Linked DNA regions of Homo sapiens: region 1 is linked to region 2. Evidence: chromatin loops called from intact Hi-C (ENCODE). Cell type or tissue: Panc1. All regions are shown on one strand. Links, peaks and the distances in the headings refer to the core of each region. The heading gives the core; the rest is flanking DNA. Region 1 has its middle 40 kb from the start of WAKMAR1. Region 2 holds the start of LINC01721 (long intergenic non-protein coding RNA 1721).

Region 1 (15,454 bases), core at 4,754-12,753, 48 kb after region 2:
ACCCACATGTGTCCTCTCTACCACACATCTCACTGTATATATATGGTGGAAAAACAGAATCTGTTTTTCAAGGCACAGCACTGTAAACAAAATGTGAGAATATCTGGCAATAATTTCTGAAATGTATTAAATGCAAAATAACCAAAGGGCAAAGATGGGAAGAAGGGCCTGAGAGATAATTCTATCTTGCTAAAGGAAGACTGGTTATTAATACTAATGAAAATGCAAAGTAACCATACAAAATACTGTTCGCTTTGATTTTATTTAAATTCTACTGGTGTTGTGGAGCTCATTCTCTAGTTGACTTCACCTTGCTTTATCTGAGAAGAGCTGATGACTGATGGGAGTCACGCTTCTTTCAGCATTAACCATGATCCTAGGACAAAATGGCAGAGGCAAATGGAGGTGGATGTGAAGCAAAGTCAGCACGCAAATACACTACTTGCTGAAGCCTGCGCTGACAGATGGCCTGAACTCCTCACTTTGCTTTCTGAAATAGAATCTCCTTTTGCAACCTCCAAGGTAGATTAAAAAGCTCCATAGAAACATCACAGATATGAAAAGCACATGAAGTTAACCCATCTAAAAGATGGGCAATTACTATTCAATAAGTGAGAGCAGGTGGCATCAATCCCTTCTCTGCCTGTTGCATTTTGATTTCTGTCCCAGAATAGCTGCCATCAATCATTCCCTATCACCGAGAGGCTGGAGAAGCCTTGCTTCAGCGGTGGAAGCTCCTGGGAAGATGCCAGCTCTCTGGGTGGGGAGTTGTCAGACTGAGCTCACCAGAAATGCTTGTCTATAGTGCCAGATCAGGAGAAACAGTCCTGAGTCTCAGGAACAGACCAATAATCAGTAACTTGGGGTTTAGGTGGATGGCTGGAATCCAGGGAAACATATAAATGAGGATATCAAGGTTGATATGGGACCAGAGCAGAAGGATCCTAGAAGATTCAGTAATATAATGAAACAATGGCATCAGTGGTCCTGATTCATTTATCCATTTATCCATGCTTTTGTCATATGAATTAAAGTTTCTTCTGCTGGAGTAGCTATACTTGTATCAGATGAAACAGGTTTTAAGTCGAAAATGGTAAAAAAAAAAAAAAAGACAAGGTCATTTCAGCAAGAGATTATAACTATATAACAAAATATATATAACTAAATATATATATATATATATACACACACACACACACACACACACACACACACACCCCGCACTGGAGCACCCAGATTCATAAAACAAATACTTCTGGACCTAAAGAGAGATGTAGACAGCTATACAATACTAGTGGGGGGCTTCAACACCCCATCCACAGCATTAGACAGATCATCAGGTCAGAAAGACAACAGAGACATTGGACTTGAGTTTGCCTTCGGACCAAATGGAACTGACAGATATTTACAGAACATTCTACTCAACAACTGCAGAATTCTTTTGGTCAGATAGAGAATGGAGACTCAAAAGACAAAGGGAATGGGAGGCTAATGGATAATGAGAAATTAGTTAATGGGTACAATATATGTTATTTGTGGAATGGATACCCTAAAAGCCCTGACTTGACCATTACACAATTTATGCATGTGATAAAATTCCACATATACCCCATAAATTTGTACAACTAATAAATAAATGAACTTTCTTCTGCTAAACTAAGCTAAACAGAATGTATTTTTCACTCTTGGATTTTGTATTCGTCCTCATGACTCATTTTAGCTAGTGGAAGTGGGTTGAAGTGACAGTGTGCGTGTGCACCATGTGACTTGCTTCAGCCAATGGGAAGTGGTAAAATGGCCTGTTCTGTGGCCTTGTTCATTTTTCACTTACGTCCTGCCTCTGCCACAGGGAAGAACATGACCCTGCCAGACTGCTGGTGCAAGAAGGCTGAGAAGTATGTGTGGCAGAGTCACCCCAAATGACCCACAGTGTGATCTGCAGTCAAGCAGCCCCTGCTGCAGCACCCTGAAGCAAGCCCAACCTAGATCAGCCAGACCCCCGTTGCCCCACAGATGCAGGAGTAATAACAATGATTGTTTTCAGCCACTGAATTTTGGAGCATTACATGGAATAATTATGACATTAACTGACCAATGTGGTCAGCTGTAAGGAACACTCCGAATGGACACTTCTATGCATTTCTTTTGCATGTGACTGGCCGTATGTCATTTGGGAGGGGATGGTGTGTTAATGCGGCAGGTTGGTAACTGAGACTTCTTGCCAATGCTATATTAGAAGTATTCTCCAAGAATTCACCCAAGCTTTGCAAGAAGATCAAATAAACTCTGAATATTCTTCAGTTCCCTAGAGGGCTTACTGCTTAGCTGCTTAGCTGTTTGATTTTTTTTCTCTCAGCCTACATTTCCTTTCTTCCTCCTTTCCTTCTTTTTCTTTCTCTCTCTCTCTTTCAATCTTTCCTTCCTTCCCCAGAAGCTCCATGCTAGTTTTCCATGCCAACAGTGCAGGCAGGGTGTCCTGAAAATTTTAATGTATTTAGAATTCAGAATATTTGTTTCTGAATTAACCATGTATGGTTTTGAATGGCTGTTAGAAAATGATCCATCCTAATTTTTAACTTTGCTCTGGATCCAGTTACCTTAAGTAGATGCCATTGGTTTTACTCTTCTTAGTAACCAAAGGACATTCAAAATTTGCTCTTGATACACTCGGGGTAATGATTCCATTAGGAAATAAGGATACTTTTAGAGCTCTTTCCACTGCGAGAAGGAGAATGACACAAACTTGATGGAATTAGAGTCAGAGACATTTAGAATTGATAGAGATATTCAAGAGCTCATTTTAGGTAGAAAAGAAAGATTTCAGAGTTTGTGAGTCCTTCCCAAAGCCACACAGTTTACAAATGACAGAACCTAGTCTAAAGCCTGGTGTCCCAATTCAGACTCCAGTGCTGCTCACTAGGAATGGAGGAGACTCCAGGCTTATGTGTAATCACACCCCTGCTCCTGTGCCCACGGTATTTGTCACTCATCAGCCATGATACACTTTCCTGCAAGGTTGTTGCAATGTCCTATTTTCATCCTTTCACATTCATCAAATGGGAAGAAACTGGGTATGACTGAGGCAGGATTCCTCTTGGCCAAACAATGTCTCTGTGTACAAGAATATTGCATTCTGGAGCCAACAGTGGTACAAGGTTCAAAGAGTAAGGAAACATCAGACTAAGGCTAAAAGTCTTAAAGGAATGCTGGATTGTTCAATGTGTTGCTGAGTTGTCATTTCTGTACCTAATCTTTGTATTTTTTCAATGCAGCCTTTAAAAATGGCTGCGTTGATGTGGTATCTTAAAGAACTGCTCTGGGACATAACGAGATCTCCTGTCTCTTCCCTATCTTCAGTTGCTCAACACAAGAACTTGGATGTGTGGGCACATTCAAAATCCTGTGCCAACACTCACCTGCTGACCTTGTTCTCCCTCCAGTTGTGCAATGACATAGACAAGACCCAGAGCCTTGGCCACAGGGCCTTGGGTAGAAACCTTTGGTTCCTTGGTATCCATCTTCATCGTGGGAGCACGTTGATAGAAAAACTCAAGACCAGCCCCAGGGAGCTGCCTTCTAAATTGTGTCATATTGCAACATTTCCCCTATTTTCCTCCCATTTCTATGACTCTGAATTGACCTCCCAAAACAACCCAAATTCCTTAATAGAGACCTCTACTAGAAGAGAGTTAAAACATGTCTTTAAGGATACCCCACACACAGACAGTGTATCACTGGGTGACCTAATGACTCTGAGAGGCACTGATCCATCAAAAGGAGTCCTTAAAATTATTAGTGCTAGGGAGATTGCACATAGTCAGAGAAGCCATCGATCAATAGATACAGCAAATAACCAGATTACAAATGTCCCTCAGAGCAACCATCAGGAACATCAGCAATGCTAGATCCTACTGATCCTGTTCCAACCACCAAGGACCAGAGGGTCCTAAGATGAAAAGAAAAGCAGGCTATCTCCAAGAATGCATAAACGAGCAACACAAAAGAAGCAGTTTTGAAATGTTCGGCGACCACAGCCTCTGCCTGTGGCCCTGGGTCACCATCCCAGTGTACCTTATTTCCACTTGGGCATCACCTTCTTTTCTGTATGTGAACATTTTCAGCCTCTACTGGAACTTCCCCCTGAGAACATAATCCTGTTCCAACCTCTCCCTGGAGACACACATTCACCCCTGTGCACAGTGCCTGCAGAAACAGACGCACACAAAAGCCTCCAATTACCAATTGTCACCTGCCCCTTCAAGGCCCCTAGTTAGTGCTCCCTCAACAGGTGCCATCTGCTACCTTGAAAACCCCAACGATCTATCTGTCCTTTTCCAACATCTTGAAGACCCCCAAGGTAAGACTAACAATGTAGCAGCCCTTTCTGCAAGCTTTGGGTAAAACATTCTCCTTATCGTTTGGCTTAGTGATGCCACAACTCAGTGCTCACAGGAATAGTTTCAAGTAAAACTGTCACAAATAAATAGAATACATAATGCTCATTATTGATGGATGGATAGATACAAATACAGATATATTCTTTACACTTGGGACATTGAGGCTCATGAATGCCATATGTGTGATCTCAGTATATAAAAAATGAGAAAAGAGAGATGCCCTGGGGTTGTGGATGGGTCTGCTGCAGTGGTTCCTGTTGCATGTGTCTCCACCCATGAGGAGCTCCTGCCACAAGCTCCCTGGGCTTCCCTTGCTTGGGGTTTAATGGCGTGAGAGTAGGATGTTGCTTTGCTTCCTTTGGAGATGTGCAGTGTTCAGAATGGCTGAGTGAGAAAATCCTCACCTCCCTTTTTCTACCAGATCAAACAATTTCTATTATTATATTAGCACAGTAGAGAGAACCTAGAGGATTGGGTGGTTGTATTATGCGTGTTGTTGCCCCAACGTTATAAATTTGGACAGCAGAGAACTGGTGACGTTGCTAGCAGAGATTAAAATGTATGTTTTGCTTTTGGAGGCTTTGATGTTTTCCTGAAGGAATTTTGGTTATTATTTTTCCAATCTGCCCCTAAGTGTCGTATGCATGGGAAATGTGCTCCATGTCTGGGGTTAGGGGTGTTGTATCATTATTTTTCACAGGGATCCTAGAGAGTTCACATTCTTTCCAACAGTAAAGGGAGGAGAGAAAATGGGATTTCAAAATTTTTTGGTATAAAAGATTATTGCAGAAATTAAGGTAAAACCTCTTGCCGAAATTTCCAAAACACTGTGGATAATGGTAGCCAGTGGCTTATGAGAAAACATGTGGAATGCCATGCAGCGTGCTCTTTGGAAACTCAGCCCTCCACTCGGGTTTAAATTTATAGTCTGACTTCATCCTGTTCTGGGTGCCCAGTGCCTGGCAGGCATTCTGAGGGCCAACAGTAAACTGTATACCCTGTCTGCAAGAAGACAACCAAGGAAGACCACTGTGACCTGAGCTGTGGGGACAACTCATACCAGACAAGGTAAGATTAGAGCTTACCTTGATGACAACAAGTGACAACAGAAAGACCTGAGTGCGGCATGAAAAGGAGAAGAGAGAGCATTGGAGCCTGGACGGGAGTTTGTCCAGGGCCCAGGCGTGCACCCTGATGGCGCGAGACAGCTGGGAGGGAACAGATGGGCACTGTGCAGCCCACACTTGCCTCTGGAAAGCTGCTTGCAGTGTGAACAGTCATGAAGGACTGCAGGTCTCCTCTTGGCAAGAGCACCTCTCTTTGCATTTAGAGAGCCCCTGCAGAGCTGTTTGACGCTGTAACAGGAAAGAGTGTGTGGGTGCCTGCAGGAGGGAGAAAAGTGAGACACACACAGAAGTAATTTGCTGTGAAAAAGAAAATTATGTTAAATTGAAAATGGTCTCCAAGCAGCTTGAGAAGAAAAGGTTTGCAGGAGGCAGAAGAGGGCTTTAGCAAAAGAAGTGGGGCCAACCCGTGGGAAGGCATGCCTCTGAACCTCGAAGCCTGGAAAATCCCCACGGCTTGCAGAGTTGAGGAATTTTATGTAACGGTGATCCTGGTGCACACGTTCTATTATTTTCCTGTTCTGTATGTAGTCTAACCCACTTCCATTACCTCCAATGTCACGTATTTCTGCATAGTGTTAGTGCTACTTTAAGAAATAAAAGAAGGGGGGGTTTGCAGAGTAGGGCAAGGAGGAGAAAGGGTGGAAGAGGTGGGATTCCAAAAAGACCACGCCTGGACCTACATGATAGGGAAGCAGGCGTAGGCAGTGCAGGACCAACAGGGAATGAGCCTCTTTGTTTGCCAATGCACCAGAAGCAGCAGGACCAGGCTCTGGGTGGGGAACATGAGTCCCTGCATTTCCTAAGCGGGGAATATCCTGCCAAGATATTCTTGAATTAGATGTGTTAATCATAAAAAAAAAAGAAAGAAAATACCTAAATATCAGTGTAGACACAAAGCTGTAAAGTTTTTGAGAAGGTGTTATCTTGGGGGGATGGGCTATTTTCTTGGAAATAGACCACATGAATGGCTGGAAGTAGACCACATGAATGGCTGTGTGGGGAGACGGCCTGTGGGGTCCAGATCTGGCTGGGCCTCCATCTTTCTTTGCAACTTTGGTTCTCCATTTCTTCATCTGTGAAATGGGCTACATAACATCCACCCTAACTGTCCAAGCTTTTGTGAAGATCCAAATCATTTGAAAGTGTGAAATTGTTGTGAAAACTATGGTGTCTTGGTACACACGGTGAGCATTATTATAAGTTCGTAAGACAGACTCCATCAATTTATGGTGTTTAGTTTTTTTTTTCTGGTTTGAAAAATCCCAGATAACTACAATTGTGGGGATTCTGTCTTTTTTTTCGACTCCGACTTTTAATCAGGGTTTATTTGACATTATAGATGCATTTGTGCCTTCTTACCTGCTTCTTACACTTCAGGCTCCTTGAAATTAACGCTAATATCCATGCGTCAATTTGTCCCAAACATAACTGTCTTGATTTGGTCTAATATGAGGATGTGAGGCTGGAGACATCTTCGGGAGCTGCTACCAGGGAGCACAGGCATGGGGTTGGGTGAGCCAGGGAAGGGTAGGAGGGCAATAGAGCATGCTCACAGGGTTATCACAGTGGCAGCCAGCCTCATTCCCATTGTGCTCCTGGGAAACAGCCTGGAACAGCCTCAGAGTTGACCCGCCTCTCCCCACTGTCACTGCCTGAGGACTGTCAGCAGAGTTAGCTCCTTTGAAACTTCTGGGCTGCCCTGGACCTCACCCAGGAGAAAGACTGTGATGTGTAATGGTGAGAGTGAGGGGGGCTGCATGGACATACCCTATACATGTGCAATGCAATTTGCTGTGAGACTCAAGGAAGGAAGGAGTGACAAAGAGAGAGCAGGATGAAGAACGGGTGCAAGTGTTAGACAGGGGACCCCATCAAGCCTTGTCAGGATGTTCTGCTCTGAGAAAGGACCGCAGACCCCACACAGCAGCTGTCAGAGCCCAAGTCCTCCAGTATAGCCAGTCACAGACACGGTTTGCAGACCCTCTTCTCAGATTTGGGAAAGGCATTGGGAAAGAAAAGACCCCCAACAGCTCTTAACAGGCACCCTGGTACATCACACAACTCAAGCTGTTTTCATGTTCCTTTTTCTTGCCAGTTTTTGACAGAATGAATCAAAGTAAAGTAAAAAGAGAGGAAGAATGTGTGTGTGAGAAACATGTTTCTGTGTTTCCAGAAAGATCCAGCAGGAGGGAGCTGGGAGCCCACTTCTCAGCCACATCTGCAGCCCAGGTGCTTTACCTGGCCCTGGCTGCTGCAGAAGATGAGAGCCTGCTCCAGGTTCCTTGTCCCTCCACTAGAGGTTTCTATATGAGTTATAATAGTGAAAACATTAGTAAAGAAGAGTTACCATTTAATGAACACCAAAACAGATCGCAGTTTCAATGCACATCACGCTCTAGTCCATTCTGGAAGCCCAACAGGATCAAGTTGCCATGGACCCTACAACCAGGGTTAGAGCCAATGTCCACCTGCTTCCATCTCCCTGGGGAATTCTGGGCATTTTTCAGGAATCCTGGATGCTGGATGTCACTCAGACCTTCTTCCGGACGCAGGCCCAGCAGCTGGACAGGTGGCTGCCCACAGCTTATAGCTGAGGACTTCTGGGACTGCCTTCAGGCCAGCGGAGCTGCCTTGCTCAAGGCCAGGCCTCTCTCTGTGGGAGTCCTGCATGCCCTGCCTCCTGGAGGCAGAGTTTGAGGCTGGGGCCCTTTGCCTCCATGGAAGACACAGGACCCTGTGTTGGCTGAGGCCTCAGTGCTAAAGTATCACAGTCCAGTGTCTCCCTCCTCCTGCTTCCTGCTTCTCTCACATCATTTTTTACGCCCCCCAGAATATGATTTAAATTCTGATTCACTTTGGTGCCAAATGAGGGCCTGGCGGTGGTTTTGGGGTTTCCATTTCATTATGATTCTTCCTTCACAGGACAGGGGATGGATATGAGGTTCTGTCAGCTGCTGAGTATACTCAACATCATCCTTCATTCTGGGGTCAGGGAAGTGGCTGCAGCTAGCGGGCCCTGTGTGGGGTGAGCTCCAGACGGGTATCCACTTGTCACCTGACCTCCGTGAGCCTCCCCTCCAGTCAGAGGGACGTGATGACATCTCAGGTGTCTGATGGGCAACAGTCCTTAAAACACCACGGCACAGTGCGGATGGACTGCAGGGGTAGCCACCACCTACGCTGGGGAGGCTTTGCAGATCCTGCCTTAAGGGATCTGTCCTTCCCTTGGCCATGCTGGACTCTGGGTCTGTGAACTGATCAGTGAGGAAACAGTGAGTTAATTTCCGTTCTATCCCCTGTGAGCTGTCGCCACAGATCTTTGCTGATCAGCATACCTGGTTGTCTTTCTGGCTTCGCTGCCCATTATGATAAATCATTCCCTACTCGCTTCTGGCCTTGGCTACTACACAAACCCTTCCACTGGCCCTCAGCAGCGTCTCTCTCCATTGACCCCAGCTTCCGAGGACAGCCAGTGCCACGCCAGTGTCTGCTCTCGGGCTCCCCTGCTGCTCAGTGGAGGGAGTGCTCTCTGGGCTTCCCTAGGAGTCTAAAGCCTTCCTCGCTTCCATGCCAGCGCAGTTTCAACACCTCCGCCTCACCCATGCATGTCCTGGTGCCTGAGATTCAATGAGCTGTCCCAACACAGGGCCAGGACTAACTCCAGCGTCCCTGACTGAAGTTCAGTTCCAGTCCATGGATGAGTACTGCATATTGACAAGTCCTCCCCTCTCCACTGCCACACAAGGAGAGGCTGTTCCCTTCCGTCAGAGCTGTGGACTTCATCTACCAGCATGAAGGATTCAGGGAGCTCTAGAGGTCAGATTTCCAGGCTCATTCACATCAAGTTTTTATTCTGTGTTTCCAGTTCCTATTCATCTCTATGAGGGTCCCGACCTTTAACCCAGGAAAAATATGGGGGTGTGTACCTTGCAGCTTCAGGGGATGAGCCTTCAGTCCTTCAGACATGCCTGGAGTTGACAGTTGGGGTATCTGAGCCTACCTCTTCCAAGGCTCCTAATTCAGTTTCAAAAAGCCAACTGACTACCCAAATTTTACCTTTACCACTACCCCACACTGCTTACCCACCCTCCTAACAAGCAAACCCATTGCTCTGAACCTTCAATCTGTACCTCATGTCAATCAGCCACAGCCTTACTAAATGATGCTGCCTGTGCCAATGTTATCACAGCCAATAACTATGAGCAGGATCCTTAGTGATGCCTGGGTGGTGACTTACCCAGCCTTAAAAACTAATCCCAAGACTGCTCACCAGGGACACACCCGGTACTAACTGCCTGAGCTTATGATTCCCCAAAAGCAATGTCTGGGACAAAGCCTTATGTGTGAATAGTTTATCTGGAAGTATGACCTTAGAATGGAGTGTCAGAAGTATTGGCCATGACTCATCATGCAGGGGGTAACTACTACTGTGGGTGGATGCTGCCAAATCTCTTTCTCAGGACAGCCTTCCAGGAGAAGGCAAGGAAAAAGATTTTCCATTGCTTTTGCTCCCCATTGATCAAGGTTTACTTCATCATGTGTTAACTACCTGTGGTAGATTTTATTTTCTAAAAGTGACACAGCAAAATTTCTGGGTCCACTCGCTCTTTCGAAACCTTGCTACTCCCCATCAAGATGTGGGGCCTATGTTCCCTCCCTCAAAACTCGGTGGGACGTTGTGGCTGCTTTGACCAATAGAATTCTGTGGAAATGATGCTGCATGGCTTGTGAGGCCAGTTCATAAAAGGTGTATGTCTTCCTCTCTTTCTCTCCCCACCCTGGGAACCCAGCTGCCATGCTGTGAGGAAGCCCAACCATGTAGAGCTCAGGTGCAGGTGTTCTGAGAGGCATCCCCAGCTGAGGTCCCAGCCAACTGCTGCATCAGCTGCTAGACTTCAGGCTCTTAAACATAATGAACATGGTTATTTTAAGCTACTATGCTTTGAGATAATTGTTACGCAGCTGTAGTGACTGGAACACACCCCAGCACTTCTGCATTGCACGTGCTGAGGGTCTAGTGGGCGTCCTGTACATCCTGTACATTCCATGCAGCTGGGTCAGAGAACCTGGGGGCTGAGGGAGGAAGTGAGAGGCACTTGACCCAGCTCAAGCGTGCACGTGTGTCGTCAGTTGAAGACTGTGGTCACGTGAGCAGCTGAGGCAAGAAGTAATGCTGAGAAGATTGAAGAATGTCTGAGGCAACATGACCACTGAAACCAGGGGAACCAGCCACAGTCTCTGAGCAGCTGTGTTTGTTTCCTCTGTGAAGGACCATGGCTGTGGCTCCAGGGCTGTGACAAGTGCTCTAGAACATCTGGGAATTGTTCTTAAAATCCTGGATCAGGTAAAACTTCGGGAAAATACTAGTTATCTTCTAGTCTTTATCCAGGCCATCACCAACAAATTAAAAAGAGGTGTGTGTACATTTTCAGGAAGCTTCACAGCAGCACGGTTCACAAGTGTGCTCTGAAATTGATCTTTACATCAAGATGACTGGATCCGGTGAAACTGATGGCTGGGCTTAAGAGCCAATGCCTATTCAGAATCAGGTTTTCAGCAAAAAGACTCTGGCCAGACTGCAACTGTGCTTGTGTGGGGAACGAATTTACTCTCAGCAGAAAAGAATCACACCCAGCAGTCTAGACTTGCTTTTTGAGGCTGGCTGGAGTTTGACAAGAATGGTGGGGTTTTCTTGGGTGCAGGGCTGGGTGCAAATTAATTTAGATTGTCCAGAAATAGGCTCTAGAAAGTTTGGTAAATTCTCAAGGAACATGAACTATGGAGGAAAAGGAAATGAAACAAACGCAAAAGATAGGAAAGGCTGAGCCCATCAGGTGAATCTGCTCTGAGGTGGATGAGCAAAGAAACAATGCTTTCCAGCAGCTGCAGTCCTCGTGGTGACCGAGGGGTCAGATCAAGAGAGCCTTTGGTGAAATGCAGGAGCCAGCTCCAAGCTTCAGATCATAGAATGGAAGGGCTTGAAGATGGCCAGTCCTGGCTTCTAGTCAGCACCTAGTCTGACTTGGACAGATGGGAGGGGACACTGCGTGGAGGGCTGGGGTGCCAGGGTTTCATTTTTGTTTTTGATCTTGATGAATAGGGACCAGAGTTTGCTTGTCTTCATTTAACTGCTGTCATGTTGTCCCTACTGTACCAAGCGTGAGGTGGCATGTGCTCCAGTATATGTCTCCCCTACCCTTCTTCGGCAGGAAGTAACCACTTCAAAATTCCTTTCAGGGTAGGGAATCATTTCACCCAGATGTCATTATTGTTTTTATTGTTACTATTTCCTATATATGTGATTTCTAACACTTAGGTGGGTAGCACTTTTCCAAATAGATATCAAAGAGTGTTGGAAAGACAATTTTCAAAAGGCAAAATAAATAAACTAAAAAACAATTGGGAATGTTATTCTTTTGAAAAAATGGGGCCAAATGTATTTACACTGAATAGCACAAATAAAAAACATGACGTGTTCTCACTCAGCATGGCTCCACTTAAGATATCACAAACCCAATGTACTGCCCTTTGAAGAAGCATCTATCTTCCTGGCTTTTTCTTTCTCACATTCTTGTACAATTTTTTTGTGATCTCGTTGAGGTACCTGGTTACTTGCTATCTTGGGTTTTCCATCTTCAAATGCTCCAGGACTTTTCTTCTTTTCTTACCTAGACTATACTGAATTGTCAATCATTTAAATTAATAAATCATAAGCACTTTTGATTCCCTTTGTACTATTTTCCTTCTGCCCCTAAAAAATTCCTACCCTGGGTTATGGTCACTAATTTTGGAGAAAACCCCATAACTGTACAAATTAGAGCCACAAAATCACCCCCAACTTCAGCTGGGTCTCTAAAGCTATCTGTTAATTTTTCTGTCTTTTCTTATGCAGATTTCTCTTTTATTTTTAAATATTTATTTTTATCCCTCTAGCCTCCTACTAACTAGGCTCAATTAATTCTTAGTGGTCAACTCTGACTCTGAATTCGCTATGGAGTCAAGACACCCATGCATTAACTTCTTCAACCTCCAGCCCCCGACCTGAAGCCTCACCCCCAGTCTTTCCCTCCTCACCTCTTTTCCCTTGTATTGGGCAATGGGGGTTCCCTGCTTTTCTGAATATCAATCAATACCATGTCCTTGCTGTTGGCCTGTTCTGACACACTCTGTTTCCAACACATCAAAGGTCCAAGGCCACCTGAAAGGGCTCAAACAAGAGCTGATTGGCCAGCCTCCTGGCAGATAGTTCTAGAGAGGCTGCAAAAATCCAGGGCTTGGCAGGAGTTCCAATTTCCTGTCTAACTCCAAGACTCCATGATCAAGCTCTGTGGGCCAAAATTACAAAGTCACTGCATCACTGGGTGAGGCAGAATTCCATAACCCTGTGTTATACAAGTTGCTGGCAGCCAAGTGTCCCCATCCACACAGATACCACTTCCATTCCTAACCTCCTTCTCTCATGCTTTCCCCATCTCACCTTTGGAAAACACTGTCTAGTCTTGCCCTGAAGTTCCCAAGGAAATGAGTTCAATGCGAGTCAGTGCAGTGGGATGACCCTCCTCACCCGCCTCAGTAGGGGATAAAGAATGTCTAATTGTCACCTGTCATGCACCTGACTCTCAAGGTAAAATAATGCTTTATACACTTCAGCAGAAGAGGACTGCCCAAAATCAAGAACAAAAACAAAAACAAGAAACATAAATAGCAATGACATGACAAGTAATATAATTAGTGATTTATAAAAGGCAATCTTCTTTGTAGAAAACAAGTTAATGGACACTGAGGCCTGACTTAGATGCTTGAAGAGCAAACTCATTCAGAGAAAAATGTTCCCAGAGATAGTTTTTAAGAAGGGTAAAAAATGATGCTCCTCAAAATCCTAATCTAAGCTTTCATCATTGCAAAGAAAAAACATCCTGAAATTGTCAGGAGGGTGGGTTATAAATAACAGATACTAACTTTTTTAGAAAAAATAAAAAGGATGGCCCCAGAAGAGCAGAAAATCTGGAAGGTGGAGATAAAAAGACACTGAAAATATGTCTGAGCAGAGCTAAGAGCTGGATAATTGAGCAGGTAAAGAACAGGCCTGTGGGACTAATCGGGGCAGGAAGGATGTGAGGCTGTAATGATAATAAGATAATTGCTGAGGTGTGAAATACTGCTCAGGAGCTGCAAGTGCACACTGAAGAGGGAAGCTGGGCAGAGAATCTGCCTATATTCATCATGATCAATAAAGTGTAATAAACTTGTATTGATGATGCTGAAACTGCCTTATGATTGTGTACTTAGTTGTTTTCATTTTTATTTTTAGAGATGGGGGAAGTCTTACTACATTGCCCAAGCTGGCCTTAAACTCATGGGCTTAAGAGATCCTCCCACCTCAGCCTCCCAAGTAGCTGGGACTCCTACAGCACCTGGCTTGCCGTATTGTAAGAACCCAACAGACAGAAATAAAGGTAGTGATGTGGATGGTGTGGGGTGGAAGGATGGCTAGATTGGGAGTCAAGAGACTTCACATCAGCTCACTGACTGAGTGGTGTGGACAGGCTCTTCTCCAACCCAGGCCTCAGTTTACCCATCTGTGTACTGAGCGATTGGACTAGAGTCAGGGGAGTCAAGCAAAGGAACACCTCTGCTTGGATCTAAATGTTCCAAAAACACCCAGAAATTGTAGGCAATATTGTACGCATCACCAGTTTTCCAGGGGTGGGTCTGTAGCTTTCCTTAAATTTCCAAAGGGATATGAGGCTCAAACAAGATTAAACGTTACTAAACTAGATTATGTCTAGGAAACATTCTACTCCATGATACTATGTGTAATGGATGACCATGGAAATAGGGACTTTTAATGTCTTTATAGACATCAGGACCTATGACAATTGGCTATTTAAATGCAAGTCAGCTATAGGGTAGTCACACACAATTCTAATATCATAACCAGATTATGTTTTATGTAGATAAATGTCTTAATTTGAATTCACCCAAAAGCAGACACCAGGATGTATGAGCAGATAGTTTCTCGGTGGTGAGGGTGAGGGGGTTGGCGGTTGGGGAATCCGGGAGTGAGGGGTGGGGAGAGTGAGAAGGGAAGGCTGTGTTGGTGAACCTGTTACTGCTGTGGGCAATGAGGCCCAACCCTGCTGCGACCTCTGAGGAACCACATAAGACGCAGCTCAAAACCGTCCCAACGAGATGAGGAAGCTGTGTTGATTTACCCAAGGACTCCCGCTTATCCTCAGTTGAAGGTTGTCCCTGGAATGTAAAATCCAGGTGCTTTGCACATGTGCAGAGGAGGCTCCCTGATAGAAAGACAGAGAGGCAAATGCAGCGGGTTGGGGGTGGTCAGCAGAGAGGGGTCGGTCCATTCCAGCTTCCTGTGGACACTGCTGGCTGAGGGTTGGAGGTGGGGCAGGAACAGACTGCACCTGGCACACAGGCCAGACCCCCTCAAGCCCCTCCATGGTGAGTGCCCCCATGAGCCATTAGCCCTCAAGGCCTGAGACGTGTGTGTGGTAGGAGGTTGCCTGGGACAGCAGCCCGCACTCACAGCCTGGCTCTGTCCCGCTGCGTCCTGGGATGTCCTATGAGGGGGAGGCAGTGAGCACAAGACTGACCTCAGGGGCGGGAGCACTCAAAGGGACTAGCATGTGTGCCAGGCTCAGAGGAGGCCCACACGGGAGAACAGTCCTGGCCACTATCACTCTTACTATTGCTGTTGCCATTTTATGTTTAGTCTTACTTGAACACCCTCCAAGCTAAGTCTTCACTTGCAAAACTACCGAACTGTCCTTTGAAGGTCATATGTGGGGACAAAAGTGAAGGCTTTTCATGGCAGGAATCTGGGTTCAGCAGGGCTTGATGGCTCTCTGAACATTATTGGAAGAAAACTGTAGAAGAAGGCTAGTCACCTTTTTAAGAAGGCTGGCTTCT
Region 2 (15,454 bases), core at 4,784-12,783:
TCAGCCCAGCCAAGCAGCTCTGTGCAGAAAGATATAGGAAGGAGCTCAGGTCTTCTCCAAGGACCACCTGGGAGCAAAAAGCCAGAAAGCAATTGAAGCTGGTTCAAACATCAGCTGCTCTTATTGCCACAGCAATGTAACGGTGACTGAAAATAGCACATGCCACTGGCAGAACGGGGGTCCCAGAGCAGTCATGCAGAGGGCATAGCATGGCTTCTGCCGCATTCTATTGGCCAAAGAGAATCACGAGGAAGCCGAAACTGGAGGGGTGGGGAGAGGAACTCCACATCTCAGTGGGAGGAGCTGCGGAGGGCTCAGATACAAGGAGAGGTGGAGAAATAGGACCATTTTGCCATGAATCTACCAGGGGGGCTTATTAGAAGGATTTGTAGCGGAATTATAGGAAATGCTGGTGAGCATGAGCTTTCCTGTCTCTTTCTGCCCTCAGTGGATTGGATGAGGCCCATCCACACTAGGGATAGCCGACTGCTTTACTCAGTCCACTGATCCAGATGTTAACCCCATAGAAACACCCTCACAGGTGCATCTGGAATAATATTTTATTACCAAACATTTGGGCACTCCATGGTTTGATCAAGTCAAGTTGATGCATAAACTATACAAATGCATCAAATTTGCTTTGCTACTGGGTCCTCTCCGACCCCAGGACTCTTAATCTGCAGATTCACACCTGGAGCCACCATCTTTCTTTGCCTGTACCTGCCTTCTTGGCAGTTGAGCACTCTGTGTCTGGAGGCCTGACACCACCCCTGAGTGTATCGCCACACTACCATGAGCTTTGTCTTTTGGAAACAACTAGCTTCTTCCTAACACCCCCCTCCCAAGTGGAAAAGTTTTAAATTTGCTCCAAGACATGGAGATCCATCCTGGAACATGGGCGATGTTTACTTTCCAATTCTGTCTAGGGTTGTCCTCCCAGCTACCCTGCTGCCACCCATGCTGAGCAACTTTCCACTGTACTTGCCACTTAATGCTCAACATTCTTAGAAAAATGGAAGTTCACACCAAAGTTAGGTAGGGTCAGGGACACCCTTCCACCACCTGCTTGTGGGGTGAGGTTCATGGAAGATTTGAGCTGCCCTAAGCCTCATAGAACACAGAGTCCTAGACATAAAGGCTGTGAGGAAATGATGACCTTTAACCCACTGACTTTCCAGGGCACACACCTGGCCCCTATGGGGAAAAGGCTCACCAGATCACCAATCACAGAGGTCCTTCCCATTCCACAAGACGCCCCCAGACAGCTGGAGAGAAGTCACCAGCCCAGAGCTTCTGAGAAATAGATGTTGTGTCATGGACCAAGGAGCAGAGGGAAGCGATGGTCTCTCTGCGCACTTCCCCTGCCTCCCCACTCTCACCACCAAACCATCTCACAAGGTTCTTGTCCAATAGACCTCCTCTCTCCTCATCAAAATTCTTGCTACTTCAAGGCCAAACTGAAAGAACACTTGGGCCTCCCTAGGGCTGTGCTTGTATTTGAAAGAAGGTCTTGTGGAAAGTCCTGCTTGTATCTGCACCCGTTTGTGAGGTCGCTGGAACAGCTCTTCTCCTGCCACCTGCTGCATGGCCTTGGCAGTGTTACCCAGCAAATGCCCATCAGAGTCAGAGTGATTTCTTGTTGAGGTGCAATGCTCCAATCAAAGCTCAGAAAGAGGAAGCGATCGCCAAGCTCTGCTTTCAACTAAGCGCCCTCTCCTCCCCTGCCCTCTGCTCCTCTCTTTCACTCCAAGGCCCTGGAGATAAAGTTTTTCTGATTTGCAGTTCACTAGAAACACAATCTCTGGTCATTTGAATGTAAAGATGTCACAACAGGATGCCAAAGTCATCAGCTCACCTTGGACCATAGCACCAGGACCCTGGCCAGACCTGAGCTGAGCTTTCAGACTGAGAAGAGCAATGTCCCTAGGAAGTGAAGCCTCATGTGTTCCGACTTAACTAAACCCTTGAGCTCATGGCTGTCAACAAGCTTTCTCGGTCCCGTACATCCACTCTTTGCTGATTTAATGGTCTTGTCTTTATTGTGATGTATTTTCATTAGAACCAGAGCCCAGCAGAAAGTTCAAGGCTCCTGCAGACTGTGAGTTCTACAGATGATAAAAAGAAACAGCAAAGGCACTGAGAGCTCTCACATCTGCCAAGCCCCTAGGATCCGCGTCTGCCTGAGAGTGAGGTTGGGACAAGGCTGCAACTTTCAACTCTCAGCACAGACAACAGGACGCTTAATGTCATTTCTCAGGGGGCACTCTGGGATGCCTTGATGACAAGAATAATTAGGCTGTTTTTGACTTCTTCACCTCCTCCTTTATCTACTCCTCTTGGTGTTTATGGCTTTGGCGACCAACTGTCTTTGGTTCCCCCAGGCTGCCTCAAGCCTTGGTCCTGGTTCTTTCATGTTCCCTCTTGGCCCTAATGGGCTGGGCACCTTGTCCTCACACCTGCATCACTGCAGCGGATAAACTAACCCAACTTCCTGGGATGCACTGAGAGAAAAGTACAAAAACTAAAGCTTCCCTGAAATTCACTTTAGCTGTGCAATGCATACCTTTTCTGGTTTCAAAGTCTGCTGTTGTTGTTATTAATAATGGGTCTGTAGTTTCCCATTTGTCTGTTTTGTGACATTAATTCTACACTCATCAGAGGAAAAGAAGGGCCATTTGTATTTAAATAATTCAGGATTCCGAAGCTGCTTGTCTACTCTCTATCCTTATGTCCAAAATCAGCAAGTGTGCAGTATTTGGTTATTCCCCTATTAAAGCTGCATGTTTTTAAAATTAAAATTACTCATATGCAGACCTAACAAATGTAGTAGGAACAAATATTGATTTTTCTCATCTTATTTAGCACTGCATATTTGCTGATGCTTTACAGCCCACCATCAACTAATAGCTGGGACCTCAGTCTGAAAACAGCAGCAATGAGCCCCATCAGTCAGAGAAAATAAAGACGGAGCCTGAATATCAACTCCAACTCCTGCAGAATTATTTCCTATCTGCCTGAGGGACTCATTAACATGCGTGGCTGTGATGCTGGCCTCTGCTTTCAAGATCCTCATTTCTGAAGGAGGAGAGCTACCCTGAAAAAAAAGCCTGCTTAGCAGCTCATTTTTATCTGTTGAAATGAGCTATTAAAGGTCTGGAGGTGGAGTTTATTATTTATTTTAAATGGGGTCCATTGATCCAATCTGCCCATATTTTGAAGATGCTTTTACATGTCTCATCTAACTCACATGCTGTACGATGAAAAGTGACTTGCAGTGAGATTGCATGTGAAGCAGCTGCAGCCTCCTGGCTGCGCACGCTGCTGGGTGTGTGGGTATGTGTCCAGTCTCATGCCACAGAGGACTCGGTCAGAGTCTAATCTGTGTTCATTCTAGAATTCCTGCAAGCCAGGCATGTCTTCAAGTAGAGGGAGTGGATTTGTGGAAAATAGAAGGGTCCCAGGTCCCCGAGCAAGCACAGAGCTAAGGAAGGGGGCTGTGTTATGTCCATCAAGGGCCAACAGACAGGGAGGATGCATTTTCTGAGTCCCACCTTGCTTTACGGCCACTTTTTCCATCCCAATAGCCCTAAATAGCTGCCAAGAAAACACACAGAAAGTATTAAGAATAAAATGAAGGTGATTCAAGAGTGCATCTGAGTCCACCGTCCACCTCACCTTTGTTTCTCATTTGGCTGCTGATGAAAACGGGAGGGGGCCCTGAGGGGAAACAGAGAGTGTGGAGCCAGGAAGGGGAAGGGGCAGTCTCAGAACTGCCCCAGGAGCCAGAAGGCTCATTCTGGGTGGGACGCCTGGCATAACACAGGCTGAGCTGAAGCAGCCTAATATTAGGAGCAGTTCAAGATGAGGGTGGAGGAAGCATTGGCCATCTGGGTTTGGGGATGCTTTATGATGTGGCCCTCCCCTTGGGTGTGTGATGAGCACCTGGGCCCTGGGACACAGTCAGTGCTCTGTGCCAGGTCACTGTGCCTGTTCCCCAGTGGAGCATGCTGGGCCATGCAAGTTGACTGGAGAGAGCTGATTCCCATGTCTCAGGTGGGGGCATCACTGGCTTCCTTTTAAAAGCACTGTCTGCCAGCCAGGCACAGTGGCTCATGCCTGCAATCCTAGCACTTTGGGAGGCCGAGGTGGACAGATCAGTTGAGGTCAGGATTAGAGACTAGCCTGGCCAACATGGTGAAACCTCATCTCTACTAAAAATACAAAAATTAGCCAGGTGTGGTGGTGTACACCTGTAATCCTAGCTACTTGGGAGGCTGAGGCACAGAATCGCTTGAACTAGGGAGGTGGAGGTTGCAGTGAGTGGAGATGGCACCACTGCATGGAGTGAGACTCCATCTAAAATAAATAAATAAATAAATAAATAAATAAATAAATAATACACTGCCTGCCTTTTCCGTAAAGCTAATTTTCTCAAACTGGACAATCTTGCACAATTTAAGAAGCTGACAGAAGCTTTCTCTTAAGGTTTGCATTAATAACAAGGCAGGTCTTCTTCCTGGGAAGGGTGCCTCAGAACGGCTGTCCCTGCAGGAGACCTTGGTGCTCCAAGGCTGTCATTGCTATTCTTCCATAGGCTGTCTTGTCCCAGAGGCTAGAACCCAACTTAGAGGATGAGAAACTGAAGACAAAATCCATACTCAAATTTCCTGGTTGTCTGAGATGTAACCTTCCTTAGCCTTTGCAGAGAGCCATACAAGATATGGGAGGACAAAGCTTAACTGGGTTGTCATTAATCAAGGTATGATGGTGATACTTACCTGACTTTCAGGATGGATTGTACAGTTTCGGTGTCTCTTAAAGTGAGTTGTCATTTTAACCAAGAGGGTGTTGCATCTCTACCCTTCCACAGACCACTAGAGCAAAGTACATCTCTCGCAGGACAACCGTGCTCATTTGGGGATCACAGCTTATGTTCTGGAATGTAGGAGGCTTCAACCAGGCACAGCCAGACTTAGCTAGTTCTGCAGGGAAACATTCCTAAACACACATCCTCCTGGTTGGGCAGTGCCCAGGCTATGCAGAGCAGGCCTCGAACTGGTGAGAACACCTTCAGGAGTACTGCCCCCCTACTCAGCATGCGGGGGCAGAGGCTTGGGCTTGCTTGACCCTGACCAGGCCCAGTTTGATGGGAACACAAACCCACTGCTATGTAAAACCTTGCGTGGAGGTGCTGCTGGGGTAAAGGATGGTCAAATATTCACACTCCAGGATCCAGCCTCCATCCCTCTCCCGGTTTACATCTCTTTCAGCAGAACTTTACTAAAGTCCCTGGATGGAAGCCTGGCAGCACAGTGGCAGCCATTAGCTGACATTCTTCTCCAAGTCCATGGATTGGAAGCACCTGCTGAAAACCTGCAGCGTCTCAAATAACCTCTAAGTTGTCCCCGAGCCACATCTTGTTTCTGAAGTTGTGCTTTTGTGTGCCATGGCACGGTCAGTGATCCCCTTCAAATTACTCGCCATGGAGAAAAAGTGAAGCAGAGATGATGTTAGCATAAAACTCCAAACTCATCTCCACAGGAGCAGGAATGATTCAGCAGGCCCTATGGTGGGAAAATGAGGCATTGTGTAGTTTGAGTAAGATAAGATTTCTAGCTTTCCCTGTGAAATTTTGTCTACTGCTTCTAGATGTGTAAAGTGCGTAGACATTCTTTACCTGTGATCGTACTGAACCCACAGGAATCAACTGCCACCACTTACAACAATATTGTCTGGGGGTTTGGTAACTGTTCACTGGGATGGACAGAAACAGATTCTTCATGACCCAGTTCTTGCTTTAAATAAATCCCACTCAGCAGTGAGGGTCTGGAATGTTTTCAGTTACGTTCCACGTGATATGTTGGCCAGTGATAAACTGCGTAAATGACAGTGATCCCATAAGGTCATACCATATTTCTACTGTACTTTTTAATGTTTAGATACACGAATACTTACCACTATGTTCCAGTTGCTGCAGTATTCAGTACAGTATCATGCTGTACAGGTTTGTAGCCTGGGAGCAATAGGCTCTACCACATAGCCTATGTGTGTAGCAGACTAACCATGTAGGTTTGTGCAAGTCACTCTATGATGTCTGCACAATGACAAAACTGCCTAGCAATGCATTTCTCAGAGCTTATTCCCATCGTTAAATGATACTTAATTGTATATTAAGGCATCCATATTGAAGCAAGAATTCCTTGCTCTGCAGGGCAGTGGAGAAGTGGCCCACTGCGTTTTGAGGCATACTGTATTTATTTATTTATTTTTGAGACAGAGTTTTGCTCTTTCACCCAGGCTGGAGGGCAGTAGCACGATCTCAGCTCACTGAAACCTCCGCCTTCTGGTTTCAAGGGATTCGCCTGCCTCAGCCACCTGAGTAGCTAGGATTACAGGTGCCCACCACCACATGCGGCCAATTTTTGTATTTTTATTAGAGACGGGGTTTCACCATATTAGCCAGGCTGGTCTCAAACTCCTGACCTTGTGATCTGCCCACCTTGGCCTCCCAAAGTGCTGGGATTACAGGCTTGAGCCACCACGGCCAGCAATGGACTGTCTCCTAGGACACCGGCACCCAAGGGAATCCGAGGTGGGTGACCTGGCCCAAGTACCCAGGGCTTCTTGTCTAATCAGCTATTGAAGGGAAGACTGAGGAGGGGACCAGTTTTCCTCTGGGATGCTTGTTTTAAGGCAAGGAATGTGTCTGCTGATGTAAATATTTCCTTTAACTACCCAGTTGGGCCCTCATCCAAGAGTCTCTTGGGCTCTCATTTGCCTCCTACTCTTAGAGAAGGGGAGGGCTAGGCAGTGGACAGCTTGGTCCCCAAATTTGTGAGTGGCTGGATGTATTCTACTCGTTTACTTCCTTTTCTCTATCTCTAGGAAACAAATGAATTCCAGACTTCAACTTCCATGTGGTACAAGTTCTCAACCAAACTGACCACCAATACTATCGAAAAGACAGCAGCCCCCAAGCAATTTGGCCCAAAGCCCACGAACCTCCTACCCTCCTCCCATCCCTCTATTTTCCCTATTATTCAGAAAGAAATCACTGTTATTCATTGCACAGACCAGGTAACAGTTAAACAGATGGCCGTATACATAAAGACAGTTTCACAGTCCATAAGGCAGAGGACGGGAAGGTGTGTCTTCTGCAGAGTCTCTTACAGTTGCAAGTAGAGATCCACCCTACCTGCTGGTTGTCATGGAAGAGCCTGCTGATCACGCCTCACTATCCATTCTCCATTTTTCCTGTCGTATTACAGCTTGTAGCAGCCCCTGGCCATCTGGAAGGAAGACTACACTTCCCAGCCTCCCTTGCACTCAGGCGTGTCCAGGGATATAAAAGCACAGGAATGCAACAGCATTCAAGGCCTCCCCGAAGACACAGCTGATGAGCGCCTTTGTGATTTTTCTACCATGTTCCTTCTCCCCTTAATCCTACTGCCTGGAAAATAAAAGGGCTGCCATAGGCCATAAATTTGAGGTCATGCTCAGCAGAGAAACAGGATAGGGAAGGTGGGTAGCTGGCACAGTGGAGGGTCATGGCTGTCTCAGACTTCTGGACGTTCATGTGAGAGTGGAACACACTTATGCCTTGTTTGAGCCTCTGATAAATCTGCCTGTCCTTTGTAACTGAACCAATCCTGACTGATTCAGTTCCCGCCTCCTATTTGGGGAAGCCAGGCTTCTATGTCCTGCGGGAGAGCTGCAGTCCATCTGGTGGCTAAAGCCCCGGGTTCTAGAGTTAGACTGCTGTGCTCAGGCTCCAGTGTTGCAGCACGGCAGGTGGTTGCTAATAGAAGGACAGACAGGCTTTGGTGCCAGAAGACCTCTCCAAACCAGTTCCTTCCATTCCCTTCTCCCAGGAACTTATTTGTAAGATCATGGTTTTCTGAGAAAGAAGGATGCATCTCACCTTGCTGGCTGTTGTGAGACATTGAGCAGGTAAGCAGTGCCTGGCACAAGGGCCAGCATACAAAGACACTCACTGGCTTGGGCTGCATTTGAGAAACAGATCCTTGTGTATCTTCACTTGGGATTGTGCATTGCACATACTGGTCTCTGTGTCTGACTCTCTTTGTAGTTGTCTGTGAGTCTCAGCCAGTCCTCTCAATACCTGTGATGGCCCCACCAGACAAGACTAACTGACAGGCAGGCAGATGATGGGAGAGTCTGGAGTTTTTCACTGACAGTGAGATCCACAGCTGATTGCAGATTGCTAGACGAGTGTGGACAGAGGAAAGTGAAGGTCTGTCATCTGAGTGACAGTGTTTTTCCCCAAGTGTTTGCCATGAACACTAATAGTTTACCTGAGTGATATGGCAGCTTTACCTTATTTAAAGGGAAGGTAGTGTGTACTTCACCATTTCAGGTCTATGCATTGTGCCAAATTGTGTTGGTTTAAACTCATTATGATATTTAAAAGTTCTAAAAGAAAGTTGGTTTTTGAATTAGCGATGTGTGAGATTAGCAAATTATGTAAAAATTGAATGAGTGGTCGTTTATAAGGAACGAATCTTCTAAAAATATTTGATAGGGCCATCTACATGCACCTAATAGCTACAGTACCACACACCTGCCTGCTGTTATTATTCTCTGTGTGAGTTTATTTTTATTATTATTTTTTTAGATGGAGTCTCACTCTGTCCCTAGGCTGGAGTGCAGTGGCGCGATCTCAGCTCACTGCAACCTCTGCCTCCCAGGTTCAAGCGATTCTCCTGCCTCAGCTTCTTGAGTAGCTGGGACTACAAGTGCATGCCACCACGCCCAGCTAATTTTTGTATTTTTAGTAGAGACGGGGTTTCAACATATTGGCCAGGATGGCCTTGATCTCTTGACCTCATGATCCACCTGCCTCAGCCTCCCAAAATGCTGGGATTACAGGTGTGAGCCACTGCGCCTGGCCATGTAAGTACTTTTATCCTGGTTAGCAGCACATTGTACAATAGTACCAATGTGTGAAAAGCCTACTTTACCGCAAACTAAACAACACGTCTCTATGCTTGTCCTATCCTCCTCGTAAAGAAGCTGTTCTGTTGTTGATGAAGTCATTCTGCTTGGCTATCTCTGGATGATATATCAGAATATACTGCCCCTGACCTCTGAGTAGGTGAGATGATGTTTAATGCTGCTCATTGTGAAATATCAGTGGAGAAAGAAAGGCAGACCACTCTAAAATGCAGAGAGATGGCTCTAGGAAGCCTCAATGTCTCAGAGACTGGAAGTCTGACAGCAGATGCATCATTTTTTTCTGACCAAAATGGATTGATTCTGTCACTAGCAAACTAAATGCAATCAGGATTTTGACTTGAATCATAAATTGTATTTAAATTACAGTTAGCAGGGAATTGAGGCTGGACATCAGTGCAAAGGAGTTTACAGAAATATGTAAGTAGTTACCTGTTTCCTTAGGACTCAAAGGGCTTCTTTTGAAATACCCTAATAGATATACATCTGCCTATTAAAACTCTGTGTGTGTTTGAGAGCCAGAGAAGACAAAGTGCCATTTTGGTGATCACATTTAGTCAAACTGGAGCTTATTATGGGCCCTTCAAATGTCACTGAACACCAGACTAAAAAAATTCTCTTTTTGGGAGGTGGGGACAGTCAATTGTTTAATGGAGAAAGGTTCAGTCCTGGTCAACTATTACACCAGAAAAAGAATAGAAACCATTCCCTGCCTAGCTGTAAGCTCTACATGCATTAATTAGTACCTTTACTGAGAGAGGATACATTCTCATCCTGGCCATCTTTCATAAAACGTCCCCTTTTAAGTGAGGGCAGATGACTTGCTAATTAGGTGTTTAAAATTGTGCCAACCCTCAGGAAGGCACAACTCAGAAAGAAACCCTCCCAGGGTGGGTATCTTACCATGTAGCTATATTATGGCAATTATATTATTTTCTGTAGATTTAAAATTTTATTAAAGACATACACTATCAGAGTAAAAAAAAGTCCAACTAAGCACTATCTGCAGACAACAGACTTAAGACTAAATGATATAATAAGATGAAGGGGAAAGTGTAGGAAAATATATATCAACTAATCACCAAGTACGCGAAAGATGGGGATGCTATACTAATATCATGCAAAATATGTTTTTACCAAAAATATTATTAGAGATAAAGATAGATATTTTTAAAGGAGAAAATGTAAATCTACCAGGAAGCTATCATGATTGGAATACACATAAGCCTAAAAACAGAGCCCCCAAACACACAAAGCAACAATTCTGAATTGAAGGGATAGATGCATAATAAAAAATAGTTGTAAATGTCAATACCCCTCTTTCTATAATGGGTAGAATAACCTGGTAGAAGATCGATAAGGAAATGGAAGACTCAAACACTATAAATCAACTGGAACTGATAGACACATATAGTACATTTGACCAAATGGCAGCAAAATACCTATACTTCTCAAGTGCACAAAGAACATTTCCAAGGATAAACCACATGCTAGGTCATTAAAAGAACACCAAAAAGTTTTAAATGATTGAAATATTATAACATATAGTCTCCAACAACAATAGAATGAAATTAGAAATCAATTAGGTAAATTTTTAGAAATGTGGAAATTAAAGAACACACTTCTAAGCAACAAATGGGTCAAAGAAGATATCAAAAGGTAAATTAGAAAATACTTAGAGATGAATGAAAATGAAGATGTAGTATACCAGACCTCACAAGAAAAAGCTAAAGCCATGCTTAGAGAGAAATTTATGTATAATTCCTATATTAAAAAGAAGAAAAAATTCAAATCAAAGAACACCTTAAGATACTGTAAAAAGAAGAGCAAACTAAACACAAAGCAAACAAAAGGAAGGAAACAATAGGGATTAGAGCATGAATCAATAAAATTAAAAATATAGAAAATAAACAAAGCAACAGTTGGTGCTTTGACAAAATCAACACATTTGACCAAGTTTTAACTAGACAAGTCACATATTAATTAATTCAAGAATGAAAGAGAGGATATCATTACTGACCTTACAGAAATAAAAAAGATTATAATGGAAAACTATGAACAACAGAATACCAACAGAAAAATATAACTTAAACAGCCCTCCTTGGTAGGAGTGATTGATCTCTACTACCAATTTCTTCTTGGTAGTAAGGATCAATCACTTCAGTTAGTACAGTAACTATCATATTTCCTATTGATACAGGGGCCTGAGGTCCCCAAAGTTAAGTAGTCCTAACTTTCAGTTCAGGGGAAATACCATTGTGTCTCCCAGTGGAAATATTCTTCTCCTTGGCACTAAGCCACCTGGGCCTGCAGAGAATAAGGTCGTAGGAACAGGAAGCAAACATTTTGCTGGTGGGTCACTAGGGATAATAGTGAATGGCACCTCTTCTACCCCCACCCCTGAATTCCTGGACCTGTGAATCTTGGCTATGGAAGATACAGCACCTTTTATTGAATGCCAATTCAGAGCATATACAGCCTCTTGAAGAACCTTGTTCCAGCCCTGAAAGGTATTCCCGCCTAACTGGCATGGTAACCAATCTTCAAAAGACGATTTCAAGGTTCTATAACATAGCTGCTTCAGGATGGCAATTTCCATGAGCGTGGGTCCTTGGCCACACTTCATTGGTTGTGAAGTGAGTTCCTTGATTAGAAGCAATGTTGTGTGGAATATCATGATGGTGGATAAGGCATTCTGTAATTCCATAAATGACAGTTTTGCCTGAAGTACTGTATTCAGGGAAACAGATCCCTATCCAAACTAAGTGTCTATTCCATTAAGTATAAAATACCACCCTTTTGTTGACAGAAGCGGTCCAATGTAATCTACCTGCCACGAGGTATCTGACTGATCACCCCAGAGAATGGCGCCTTATTAGGGGCTCAGTGTTGGTCTCTCCCTGCTCCTGGCAGATTACAAACTCAGTAGTAGCTGTGAGGAGGTCAGCCATGGTGAGTGGAAGTCCATGTTGCTGATCCCATGCATAACATCCCTCCCTGCCACCATAGCCACTTTATTCCTGAGCTCATTGGGTGATGACAGGGATGGCTAAAAAAAGAGGCTGACTGGTATGTACAGAGAAAGTTATCCTACTCCATTTATTAAAGTTATCCTATCACATTTATTAAAATTGTTAGCTGAAGTCGTCCTTTGGAAAGCATTCACTTGGGACACAAATGTCTTTGTGCCCATTCATAGAGGTCTATCCATATACTCTTTCCCAATTTCCTTGTCACATATTTTCCATTCATGCTCCTTCCAAGTTCCTGACCATCCACCAAACCTCTGGCTGCAGCCCATGAATCAGTATGCAATCACACATCTGGCCACTTCTCCTTCCAAGCAAAGTGCACAACCAGGTACACTGCCTAGAGTTCTGCCCATTGGAAAGATTTTCCTTCACCACTGCCCTTCAAGGGTATTTCAGGAAAAGGCTGTAGGGCTGCGGCATTCCACTTTCAGGCATTGCGTGTATAGCATGCAGAACTGTCTGTAAACCAGGCCCAAGACTTCTCTTCATCTGTCGACTGATCCTGGAAACTCCCAATTAGGCCATAAATGTAGGCTGGGAGAGAGAACGCAGTGCAGCAGGAGTAGAAAACATGGTCATTTCGGGGACTTCTTCCTGTTACATACTTGTGCCTTCAGGGCCTGCCTGGGTTGGTCTCATGCAGACAGCACTTCCATTTGATGACAGTGTTGTTTGCTTGCCCAACTTTATGGCTTGGTGGGTAAGATGACACCCAGCTCATTATGGGCTGCTCAGGTTGCACAATAACTTAGTGACCCATGGCTTATTTTCTGCTAAGGCCCAGTAGCAGTCCACATCCTGATTCTCAAAGGAAGTAGTTATCCACAAAGGATGGCCAGGCTTTGCTTCAAAATCCTAAGGCCTACACTGTAATTCATATGTAGGAGACTGTCAAAGGCTCCAAACAGCATCCCTATGTGCCAAGGTCACTTCAAGTAATATTGGATCTGCTGAATCATATGGCCCAATTGGCAGACCAATTTGCACAGCAGCCTGTACCTATTGCAGAGTCTTCTTTTGTTCAGAGCCCCACTGAAAACTAGTAGCTTTTAAGGTGATTCAGTAAATAGGCTGGGGTAGTGCACCCAAATGAGGAATGTGTCACCCTCCCAAATTCAAAGAAGCTCGGTATGCTTTGTGCCTTCTTTTGAGTTATAGGAGGGGCCAGATGCAACAACTTATCTTTCACATTAGAAGGAAAATCTCAACATATCCTACATCAATGAACTCCTAAAAATTCTACTAAGGTATGAGGCCCCTGAATTTTTGTTAAATTTATTTCCAACCCTCTGGCATGCAAATGTCTTTTCAATAAGTCTAGAATAATTGTTACCTCTTGCTCACTAGTTCCAATCAGTATAATATTATCAATGTATTGGACCAGAGTGATATCTTGTGAAATGGAAAGGTAACCAAAGTCCCTGTGAACTAAATGATGACATAGGGCTGCAGAGTTGATACACCCCTGAGGTAGGACAGTGAAGATGTATTGCTAGCCTCAGGAGCTAAATGCAAACTGCTTCTGGTGGTCTTTATTTGCAGGGATGGACATAAATACATTTGCCAGATCAATAGCAGCATACCAGGTACCTCAGGATGTGTTAATTTCCTTAAGTAGTGAAATCACATCTGGTACAGAAGCTGCAATTGGAGTCAACATCTAATTAAGCTTAAAATAATCCACTGCCATTCTCCAAGATCTGTCTTATGCACTGGCCAAATAGGTGAGTTGGAGATGCAGTGAAAATTAATGCCCCTGCATTTTTGAAGTCCTTGATGGTGGTGCTAATTATTTAAATTCCTCTAGAATGTAGTCTTGCTTTTGCTTTACTATTTTTCTAGGTAGAAACCATTCTAGTGGCTTCCACTTGGCCTTCTTCATTATAATTTTTCCCTCACCCCATAGGTCAGGTAACGAATGTGAGGATTTTGCCAACTGATGAGTGTTACACTTGTGTAAACTAGAACTGGAAAAATAGCTACAGGATATGTTCAAGAACTCAGGGATTCAAAATTTCAGGTCAAGTTCTGCATGAAATACTTGAAAGCATCTATGTCTGTTCTGATAGTTTATCTCATGTAGCCGCAAGGCTGAGATTGCTGAAAACGAAACCCAAAATCTTATCCTGCAAGTGGCTAATTAACAATAGAGATTGAATTTCTAGCCTTGTAGAATATCTACTGTTAAAGTGAGAGCACCCTTTTATTTTCCAACTATGTCCAGTGATATTAGAAGAAAGCATCCAAGAAGTGCTCACCATACTTGTTAGTTTGACAAAAATGTTTGAAAGTATTATACACACAGTCAGACCTTTGCTTCTTATGTGTGTTTGATTAGAAGTATCCAATGATGATATTGTGCCTATCTCTATTGCCAGAACACACCATGGACTATCAGTCCTCTTTTTACTACCTGACATAGAGACATTAGTGTCTTATTTAATCAAATTAGACAGCCAATTCCAGAAACCCTAGAATCAATTTAGAAAATTTATCTTTAAGATTCTGTTCAATTCTTGGTAACAATTTTTTTAAATCAATCATGGTTCACCAGAGAAACAGAACCAATATAATATGTATCTATAGAAAGAGACCTATTATATGAAATTGGCCCACATGATTATAATATCAATATAGGGGCAAATCTCATAATCTTTGTTGTCATGTCTTCTTAGACAAAAAGCATAAACAAAAATAACAAAAGAAAAAATAGATAATTATACTTTATCAAAGCTTAACACTGTCCTTCAAAGGATACAATAAAAAATGTGAAAAGATAACCTACAGGCTGGGAGAAAATATCTCCAAATAATATAAGGTCAATTTGTCATTATTCACAGTAGCTATGTTCCATAAAGTCTCCACAAACGCTGAATTAGCAAATACAGAACCACTGATCCTAAAGTAAAAAATACAAGGTTAGATTTCTGTGAGCTTCTGACCATATCACTTTTGTGTCAACCAATCAATACCTAACCTTGCTTTATGTATGGTACTATTTAAAGACACCTTATTTAATAAATATTTTTGATTTATTAACATTGAACTCACAACCAACAGCACTATCACTCATGCCTGAATGCTATGTATCTAACACAAGTATTTTCTATGTAAGGGACTTGACAGCCTTCCTGCATTTAGGGACAGTAGTCAGCACATCAACACAGCCCCTATAAAACAGAGAAATCAACAACAACAAAAAGCATAAAAATGTAAAAATCATGGCATTCAGTAGACAAAAAAAGGACAACTGTTTACGGTCTGAGAGCTAAAACATCAAGGTAAAGCATCATTTTATTGAACTGTAGCTGGGAAGCTGCATGCCAAGTGACTCAAACGTTTTGCCACCCTGTGCATATCTGTGAATAACTGTGAAAGCACTGTGAGTGTTGATTTTGAAGCTACCAAAAAGTTTTAGCAAGTAGGCAATTCACAAACACAAAATCTGT

What was found. Peaks named below come from ENCODE experiments on the same cell type or tissue, not always from the same donor. Only the 100,000 strongest peaks of a DNase experiment are listed, where the experiment ranks them.
Region 1: it touches region 2 in a loop (6-fold over the local background); 2 of 110 quality-filtered maps call a loop at or near these places.

What each region holds. Positions count from the first base shown.
Region 1 is chr20:24,143,762-24,159,215 of GRCh38, reverse strand. No RefSeq gene overlaps it. Among named protein-coding and RNA genes, the nearest start is that of WAKMAR1, 40 kb to the right of the region's middle. RefSeq lists a silencer at 10,443-10,492 and an enhancer at 15,018-15,454. In Panc1, for the core only: CTCF peaks have their summits at 8,826 and 9,026; a DNase peak (open chromatin) is centred at 9,065.
Region 2 is chr20:24,191,576-24,207,029 of GRCh38, reverse strand. LINC01721 (long intergenic non-protein coding RNA 1721) reads right to left here and starts at 7,263. Exons shown (of 4, transcript NR_040102.1): 1 at 7,196-7,263. In Panc1, for the core only: no CTCF peak of the experiment used is centred there; no DNase peak of the experiment used is centred there.